2 separate regions of the Mus musculus genome follow, and region 1 is linked to region 2. The links are chromatin loops, found by intact Hi-C in ENCODE. Cell type or tissue: heart. All regions are shown on one strand. Region 1 holds the start of Rwdd3 (RWD domain containing 3). Region 2 overlaps F3 (coagulation factor III).

Region 1 (5,000 bases), 560 kb before region 2:
AGTTCAGCCAAGACCATCGGCAAACAACGTCAATATGTCACTGTAACAGTTTTGCAGGGGGACAGAGTCCAATCTGAACAACAGTGTTAATAAAACACAAAACCCACTGGGAAGCTATCGCCAGCCTATTGTGTGATGCAGTTAAGCTGTTATGCGAGTCCTCTCTTTTTCAACTTTTAATCCTGTGAGATAGCTTCTAAACTGCGACTCCATTTATAACAGGCACTGGGCACAGCCATATACTCTCCGTGTCTCTACCCGGAAAATGGATGATAACACCTTCAGAAGGGACCACACACGTGTATGCTTGAAGGGGAATGCGGACCTCCCACCACCAACTCGATTGTTCTGAATATAAGCCGGATCCCACCCACACTATTGCCACTGTTTTGTTTTTTTTTTTTCTCAGCATCATGGATTGTCTTACTGTAAGAACGTTTCCTGCACCAGCCCCTTTCCTACAGAGGAGTGGGACCCAGTGCCAAACCCAACCCTGTGGAGCTTGGTGGTGATGTAATCTATGTGACCATCAGTGATCCTCAATGCAAACTAAGCTAAGCAAGCCTCTCCTTAAAACCCACGTGAAGATCAAGGTGACCACACCAACCCTGGCACCTGGACTGACTCGTGGGATGGAGAAGAACAGAATATCCCTGATTTGGCTACTCCACTGCTTTCCCAAGCTGGGAATATGGTGTTTACATTATTTCCAGCCCTAAGAGACTGTTACACACAGCGCCTCTTCCTTTGAACTTACTCTAACATGAGTGGCCAGGATGCAAACTCCCTCAAAACTCTTAAAAGAAATTACTCCCCACTAAACTGAACCCATCTATTCAAGACTTTTCGGCTCAGGGCCTCAAGAGCTGGCCGTTGGGGTCAACCCAGGTCTTCCTGTCTTACAGAGAAATGTAGGCCCTCTGCAATATTCTTCTAATCTCACTTAAGACAGGAGAGACTTATCTGGTGGAGGCCAGGGAAGAAATGATGGGTACAGAGTGACACCCTGAAACCCGAACTGCCGCTGGCAGCGAGGGTAGAAGCCACGAAGCCTGCTACACTTGGTGTTTGCCTCACTCACAGCTCCCGAGTGTGTCAATCATTCCTGCTTCAATCGCTGAACTGTTCTACTCTTCAGTGAACCTTCTAGAAAACAAAATGTCCGAAGCTGTTACACTGAATTCCTTTATAATTCAATTACTTATTGATGCCAGAACACTGAATTAAATTAATTAGGAGGCATGACTTGAAGTCATGCTCAATTTAAGAGCAGATAAAGAGCCGCAGTGTTCAGAGTATTAAGACAACCCCCTCCCCCTCTCTCTCAGCACTTCTTTTTGGGGGGTTTCTCTGACCTATCAACAGTATCTGATTGGTCATAATGCAAACCACCACCATTTTTTTAAAATGTCATAGGACATCACAGGTTCGTTTCTCCCAGATATTGGCAAGTAAGTCACGATACAAGAACTCGGAGACACGAGTGATCCCTTTAAATAGCTGCCTCCGGCAGAAGCAATTACCAATAGAGAGAATTGTGGAGACAGGAGATGCTAACCGATCAGGATGCTACCCAATCACAAGAGGGTGGCAAATCCCTACAATAAATCCTTTCATAGGGGTCTTAAGGAAGTTTCAAAAATATACAAGACAGGTCTAGGCACTTAAGAAGAGAGCAACTCCATTTTTCTAGAAAGTTCACATGGCCTGAAACGTCAAATCACCACAAAGATCTGTAGATGTGTGCATGCAAGAAGGCATAGGAGAAAGGGGTCACTGACTTATCTTATGGAAACCCAAAGCCCTCCTAATCATAGATATAGCTTCCTTAGGTCTAGCACATCTCACACTGTCTTCCTAGAGCTAAGCCAATTTATGGTCAGAAAAGCCATTACAATCGTAGTTACATTGTAACAGTAGAGGGATGGCTCTCACTGACCTCAAAATGTACATGACATATTTGACAGCTCAGCGAGGGTGAGAATAATTTGCATCAGCACATTTTCCCAAAAGGGGGAAATTGGGGGCACTCAGTGGTTAAGAGCACTGACTATTCCCTGGGTTCAGTTCTCAGCACCTTTAAGGCAAGGCTCTCAAACCCTCGGTAACTCCTAGCCCCTGAACGTCCTATTCAGGCCTCCCAGGCACACTCAGCATACAGGTCTATACAGGCATGCAAAACACTCATACATACGCCAAAAAAAAATTTAAAAGTGTGTGAGTGGAGCGTCTGGGTTCCTTAACGGAAGCCAAGACAAGAATGAAATTTTAGCTTTTTAAAACAATTAATAATAACAACAATAGTAATAGCTTTACAGACTATAAACTCTCAGAGGGTCGGTGCCCTGCCTGGGTTAGAAGAGAAGGTCTCCATGCTGCGTCCAGCAGAAGTCTGGAATCGGCTGCCATTTTTCAGCAGCCTGGAAAACGTAAAAATAAAAATATTTTTAAGTAAAACAACAAAAAAAATTAATAATAAAGTCAAAGGCAATTAACTCTGGAGAGTTCAAACCTTAACAAGCATTTCCTGACTGCCTTCCACGTGGCTGACAACCAACTACAGCGTCCTGTTGTCAGGGACGTGATACACAAATGCTTATGGTGGATGCCGACTATTTGGAGGAGCTGGGTTTCACGAGGAGGGCACTGCGCACCGTCTAGTTGCGGGAGAGCACGGGGTAGGGGGGCGGAGAGGGCGAGCTCAGGGGAGGGCACTGCAAGCGCAGGCCAACCCCACCCCCCAGTCCCCTCCTACTCCTGTCCAGGGCCACAAGACACCGGGTCCCCGACTCCCCGCAGTGGCCGCAGGGTGAGAGGCAGGGTATTCACCTGAACAGCTCAACATCTCCCACTCGTTGGGCCCGCAGAAGATCGCGGCCAGCGCCGAGAGCTCCTGCCGCACCTCCTCCACCATATCCGTGCGACCAGAACCCAAAGCCACTTCCGCCGCCTCCCGGAGCAAAGCTCCCCTACGGTCACTGGGGGGCGCCCCGGCCTCACAGCCAGGTCGGCTGCGGATGGCGCCGGGCGGGGGGCGGGGAGATGGGCGTGTTTATGGGCGTGGCATGTGTCCGCCCAGAACCTTCTGAGTTTTGGCCTCTGTGGTTTTCTGGATCAGAGAGAGACCTGTAAAGCCCCAAAGTCCCCTACAAGAACAACCAGGCTGTGAACCCACCGTGCTTCACCAGGCTAGGAGGAAATGGAGAGAGTAAAAAAAACCTAAACAAACAAGAAAAGCCAAACAAGGCGAACGAGCCCTTGTCAGGCTTTTGAACTTTGTGTCCTGAGATCCCACAGTGAGCAAAACACAAATTCCATGTCCTCATGAGGGTCAGTGACCCTCGTGGTCAGGATATTTCAGAAAAGAGAACGATAATGACCTCCAGGATACTGACCTGGTTGGTCACTAGCCTCGGGATTACACACAAGGTCTAGATTCCAGGGCCTCTTTCCAGTCCAAGATGAAGAAGAGGGAAGACTGAGATGAGACTCCTTAGAGATGGGGTCCAAAGCCAAAAACTAGCTTTACAGTGATTTGATTTGAGTTGATTTGATTTGGTTCGGTTTGGTTCGGTTCAGGTGATATTCGATGCATATAACATAATGTGTCTATTACCTCTCTGATCCCTGAAGCTTAATGGTGAAATCACCATCTTTGAATCTTGACCTAAATTTCAAAACACTCGCAGTAACAATAGGATAACAGAATGAGTGATGCATCTGTTTCAACCTCGACTTTAGTAAGCAAAATTAATTTGTGGTAAGTAGTTCTGTCTAGGTGCATTTGACTCCCCCCGCCCCCAAAATAAAAATTTTTAATTCTGCAGCTCCCAAGAGTCCTTTGGCTCACTCGGGGAGGTCTCATGCCACTGGTTTGTATCAGAAATAACATTCTGTGAGTTCATCAAAGAATTTAAGTAGGTCTTCAGTGACTCCTTTCACTGACTTCTACAAGTCAGAATAATTTTAACTGGGCCACGTTACTATCCCAATCATCATTTCTATTGCTAAAAGGGCAATTTGAAAAAAGGAAGAGAAATTGGCTTCCAAGAAGAGAAAGGAAATCTGATGAGATAGACAAGAAAAGCTTTTCCAGGGATGCCCTGAGATTTCAGTGACCCCAGGCAATTAGGAACCGTGCTGTGCAAATAATTAGAAAGATAAAGGTTTATTTAAACACATGATTATCTATAATGTAACCAATTTGTATTAGAAGAAAGAAAAAAAAAATAGTTCCTTTGAGTTATTTCCAAAATAGCAGTTCAAGCAAGTTCAGTGGGTTCATAATTAACTGTTAGAGAGATTTGGGGAAAAGATTACACTTTTTGATTTACAGCACCACTCTGTTATTCAATTTTCAGTTTAAAGTCCAATGTTACTGCTAAAAGTAATGGAAAATATTAATTTGATTATTTGTCATATTTGTTAAATGGTCCACACAATAATTGAATAGCCCTCATCCTGTTTTAATTTTTCAAATTCAATGTGTGATATGAACGAAATAACACGAACAGCGTGATTTCATTGTCAGCAGGATTAGGAGGCGATCACCGGAGCCTACTGTCAGTAAGGGGTCCATGGGAATTGATGTAAAAGTACAGCCATCTATTATCATACTTAAAATTTTCTGGTCAGTGGGTTTCTTCTTTGCTTTCCTTTCTCCGTTGATTCCTTAACCTGCTTTTCATACTTCATTTAGCATGCTTAAATAAAAAGTTCATGTGAATTGTCTTCTAAATTGACACTACCCGGAGACACTGAAATCCCTCGAATACATTTCTTGCACTCTGACATTTAGAAGTAATCATCACAGAGGCAGCGTGATGTCTGCTTGGCATTTCTCACACAACGGAAATAGCAGGTACCTGGCAGATCTCTGAAGCTACGGCACCATAATCATTTTTCTTGTAATAAGATTTCTTCTAGTCAGCGGCTACTGAAATTCTAGATATTTAAATGTGAAGTGGATGTGAACAGTGAGAGTATATTATCCACCTCTA
Region 2 (5,000 bases):
TCTCTGTCTTTCCCATTTATCTTCTGTTATAATCTCTGCCACCAAACTCAGGGTCGTTTTTTGGACTACATTTCCAACATGTGTTCTTCCATCCATCTCCCGTGGCTCCTTTCTAGTCCAGGAACCTTGGGTAGCTCATTTAATGCTGTAGCCACTGTCAGTTTCTCTCAAGCGTATGAGGTCAGATAAATTCTTAATCAAAGAATGAGAGAAAGAGTGGAAGAAATAAATGTCGGGTTTCAAAAAGGCGGGACGGTATGATTTGGGGTCACGCCCACCGGCAAGTGGCGTTCGAGCCTCCATGTTGACTTTACATCTTTGATTTATTTTTTTGTTTGTTTGTTTGTCTGTTTTTGCTTTTCAGAAACACTCATCATTGTGGGAGCAGTGGTGCTCCTGGCCACCATCTTTATCATCCTCCTGTCCATATCTCTGTGCAAGCGCAGAAAGAACCGAGCGGGACAGAAAGGGAAGAACACCCCGTCGCGCTTGGCATAGAGGAAAGGCTGAAGCCGCTAACGCTCACACTGCCTGCACGGCACTGTTGCGGAGAGCTCTGATGGGAACTGTGCAACATGGAGCGTGGAGCCTGCCGATCCTAGCTCAGAGAGGCTGCCTTCATGGCCTGTTACTCCAGCTAACGCTTTGATTCCAACACTAGCATTTGTCACGTTAGGACGAACTGAAACGGTACAAACTGGTTAACACTACAGCGCCTTTTGCACAAATGCTTTAGATTGTATGGTCTACACTCAGGAAGACACTAGGTCACCCAGGCAAAGCCAGTGGACAGATGCCTTTCATATAACCTGGGTGGGCTTTTGGAAAATCTTTGAGAAGTTGATTTCATAGGCTGTAGAACAGTAAAGTGGGAACTGGGCGGACTTTTCTAACAGTCGTACTTTTATAAAGCGGTATTTGGGTGTTTTTTCCCTCGAATAGGTACTTTTGGAAGTTCAAAGCAAGTGGCAAACTTTCATATAAACATGTTAAATGCAGGATATTTCTGCTTGGGGCATCTTTGTGATTTGTACTTTCCTACAATTTAGCACTTTAACTGACAATGATGGGGTTTAAACATTTGACAGCCAACTCTATTTTTATACGACTACTATACAAAGAAACTACATATAGTTTTATGATTTAAGGTACTTAGAAATGTTTATGGTTAACATTGTATATATTTACATAAAATTTAAAGGTTTTGTATATGGGATTTTCTATTTATATAGCTTCTATTTGTATATTTTGAGATAATTTATTTAATATACTTTTATATAAATAAAGGTGATTGGGAATTGAGACAATCGCATTTATATCTTCCACTTATTATTTACTTCTTGGTTTTCACATTAGGTGACTCCGTTGCTGTAACAATTGACCTTATCAGTCTTAGTGGCTTACAACAATATATACTTTTCGCTTAGACTACGTGTTTGTGAGTGTTGGTAGGTGGTAGCTCCTAATGGTGTCTTCTCATTACAAGGCCCGAAACAAAGCAGGGGTCTCTATTGGATCAGAGCAAAGGTGAACACACACACACACACATGCACGCGCGCACACACACACACACACACACACACACACACACACACATACATGCGTACACCCCCCCCCCCCCAAAGCACAACCATACCAAGGCAAACAAAACAAAACAGCAAAACAGGCTGCTACACCTTCCTTTTTTTTTAGTTTTTCGAGACAGGGTTTCTCTCTGTATAGCCCTGGCTGTCCTAGAACTCTCTCTGTAGACCAGGCTGGCCTCGAACTCAGAAGTCCGCCTGCCTCTGCCTCTCCAGTGCTGGGATTAAAGGCGTGTGCCACCACGCCCGGCTACACCTTCCATGTTTAAGCCACTTTTTAAAAATGACTTTTTGATTATAATTACATCACTTCCCCCCTTCCCTTTCCTCCCTGCAGTCCCTCCCTCGTAATCCCTGCCCTTTGACCCTTAGACTCATTCGAATTCATAGTCTTAACACTTCCACCGAATACTTTGGTTCACCAGTCAAGCAAGTCACGTGACTAAGCCTGATAAACCTAGCCTACTGAGAGAGACCATCTAGTACAGACTTAGGGTTCTCCCCAGTCACTCACTTGCATTTTGGAGGAGGCTCAAAGAAAAAGAGACCTGCCTTTGATTTTGTTGTTGTTGTTGATAAAAATTGGAAGGATCAAGTTAGACCTCATGTGAGGAAACTAAGCACAAGGACTCGGTCATGCTGAGTTGACTCAGTGACTTCTAAAACGGAGAAACGGAGCGAGTCCTTCAGAGGCAGCAAAAGTCTACACTGCGCAGAAAGAAGATCTGAACTGAATGATGGTGTTCTGAGCTGGCTGCCAGGCAAACCTGCTCTTGCTTCCCTCCCTCTGTGCAAGGCTGGGGAGTTGCCAGTGGCCCTCTTAACTGGTCGGTTTTGTTTACTCAATAACAAATGCGCTCCATCTGCCCCGCTGCGGGCACCAGTGCAGCTTTTGATACCACAGCGACCAGTGTGTGTGGTGGAGTCCCAAAGAGAAAGGACAAGCATGTGTCCTTGTCCTCAGAGAGGGGCCTTACGCCTTATCTTGAGTCCCTGCTCACATGACTTATCCAGGACAAAGAGCTCGGTGTAGCACACGAAGGGCAAAGTTGGCTACAGGAGCTCATGACTGACCTTGCCTTCCTCTGCCAGGAATAATTATAGCATTATGTAATCCCCTAGCTTCATAATCTAAGGAATTTGAATTATCTGCAGACTGAAAGCAGGTCTGGATGTAACAAGGTAGAGCAGGAGGAAGTCGTTATAGATGCGGTGTAGCGGTGCTGCGGGAATCAGAAGGTTCCACTCCCAGCGTTAACCATTGCACACAGGCCCCCTCTCTCCTTGTTGTGGACATGAGACAGCTGCTCCTAAATCAACACAACGGGTTCTGCAGCCGAACTGCTGCCCTCTAGTGGGCCGAACTGAACGTCTCCCTCCCTGTGCTGGAGCCTATCAAGCATACTATATTAATTACTAAACAGAACTCGAAAGCTCTCTACAGATACATTTTCCATCTTAAATTACTGTTTGGCATATATGTAAGAGACTCTTTTTGAACTCTGAGTCAGAGCAACTCTCTCTTAAACAATCATCTTGCTCCCTTAGGGAAAACTCATTTCTGAATGCCCTTCCTATGAGCTCCTGGATTTAACACGTACTCTTTAACACATTCTCTTCCCCCAACTGTTGCCTCGCTGTTTCTTTTTTTCTTTATTATAATCTTGGCTTTAATAGAGTGGGATCAATCCTATTTAAGGAGAGGCTCCCGCAAATGACCAGTATGCACATTTGTTTAACATAGCAGGAGCCCTCACTTAATCACACACAAAAGGATGCTCTGACTGGGTGCTGCACACAGATGATCTGTAGAGCAAAATGAGAAGACAAGTTGGGGACGTGACAGACTCCTGGAATACACTTCACCCAAAGCCCCCACCACTGGAAACCCAACTAATTATTTTAGCAAGCTGGAGCTGGGTTTTCTGTTCCCTGTGATCAAGCCTTCTGTCCTTTGTAGTTAAAAAGAAATACCCAAACTAACATTGTATTATGAAAGTCAAGCATAAAGAAAGAAGCCAGCTATGGTGGTTTGAATGAGAACGGCCCCCATAGGCTCATATGTTCAAGTGCATGGTTCCCAGCTGGTGGCATTATTTGGGAAAGATTGGCCATGGTGGGTGTGGCCTTGTTGGAGTTTGTTGCTGCTGGTGGACTTTGAGGCTGAAAAGTCCATTCCATTCCTCTCTCTCTCTCTCTCTCTCTCTCTCTCTCTCTCTCTCTCTCTCTCTCTCTCCCTCCCTCCCCCTCCCCCTCCCCCTCCCCCCTCCATAACAGTTACTCTGGCATTAGGTCCAAGCCCATGGCCAAGCGCCACCTAGTGTACATGCTTTAAGCCTGCAACATCTAACAAATTATGATGCCTTCCAAATATGCACTGTAGCCCCAACTTCTTTAAAAGTTCACAGCTGTCCTGCAGATCCAACTACTTACAAAACATACTTGACATCTCACAGGGATTTTATTCAAACCATCCAAAGAGAAGCTAATTCCCTACCTCCTTCAAATCCAGTTCTCTCCAGTCTTTTCCATTTCAAGAAATGGACAACTTGGCTCAGGAGGCCAAGACCCTGGTGTAATTATTAGAGTGTCTTTCCTTTTCCCATGCCCCTTCAATCTAAATGAAGTTGGCCAGCTTTTGGGTTAAACAAGATACGAGTTGCAACTGCCACTTCCCCAACTCCACTTTGAGGCACTATGATGACCCTGCCAGGCAAGGCTGCCACCCTGCCTCCACTACTCACCTCCTTCCTCCCTGCTCTGACCATGATCTTCATGACAAGGCACAACGCCCAAGGACAGGACTATCATAACATGCTGGGTTTTAGGACTTCATTTTTAATTTCCACCCCCCCCACCTCTTTTCCCTATTTGACAGCAGAAATCATTCCAGGCACACCAGTGATCTCCCACTGCAGTGTGGCTTTTCCTGAAGGGTATGGACCAACATCCATTCACTGCAGACAGGACACCAGTGACAGAACACAGAAACAATTCCATCTGCTGCTGGCTAATCTTAGGTCAACCTGATACAAGATGGAATCACTTGAGAAGAGAGAACCTCAGTTGAGAAAACGCCTCCATAAGATCAGGCTGCCGACAGGCAAGCCTGAATAGCATTTCTTAATAAGTGGTTGATAGGGGGGGGGGCAGGGCCAACTTATTGTGGGTGCGATATTCCTGAGCTGGTGGTCCTAGGTTTTATAAGGAAGCAGGCTGAGCAAGCCATGGGGAGCGAGCCAGTAAGCAGCATCCCTCCGTGACCTCTGCATCAGCTCCTGCCTCCAGGTTCCTGTCCAGCTAGTTTGACGTCCCCTGACTTCTTCCAGGGAACTATGATTCAGGACATGTAAACCAATAAACCCTTTCCTCCCCAAGTTACTCTTGGTCATGGTGTTTCATCTCAGCCATAGTAAC

What was found. A loop is a pair of places that touch in the nucleus more often than their neighbours do. Peaks named below come from ENCODE experiments on the same cell type or tissue, not always from the same donor. Only the 100,000 strongest peaks of a DNase experiment are listed, where the experiment ranks them.
Region 1: it touches region 2 in a loop (3.0-fold over the local background); 8 of 42 quality-filtered maps call a loop at or near these places.

What each region holds. Positions count from the first base shown.
Region 1 is chr3:121,168,763-121,173,762 of GRCm38, forward strand. It overlaps Rwdd3 (RWD domain containing 3), which reads right to left and starts at 2,933. Exons shown (of 5, transcript NM_028456.3): 1 at 2,830-2,933. The coding sequence starts at 2,914. In heart, a CTCF peak has its summit at 2,969 (motif pointing right); a DNase peak (open chromatin) is centred at 2,959; H3K4me3 peaks cover 1,206 bases; H3K27ac peaks cover 1,010 bases.
Region 2 is chr3:121,733,742-121,738,741 of GRCm38, forward strand. F3 (coagulation factor III) reads left to right here. Exons shown (of 6, transcript NM_010171.3): 6 at 365-1,311. The coding sequence ends at 498. Among named protein-coding and RNA genes, the nearest start is that of F3, 13 kb to the left of the region's middle. In heart, CTCF peaks have their summits at 2,939 (motif pointing left) and 3,938 (motif pointing left); DNase peaks (open chromatin) are centred at 2,540 and 2,880; H3K4me3 peaks cover 696 bases; H3K27ac peaks cover 2,188 bases.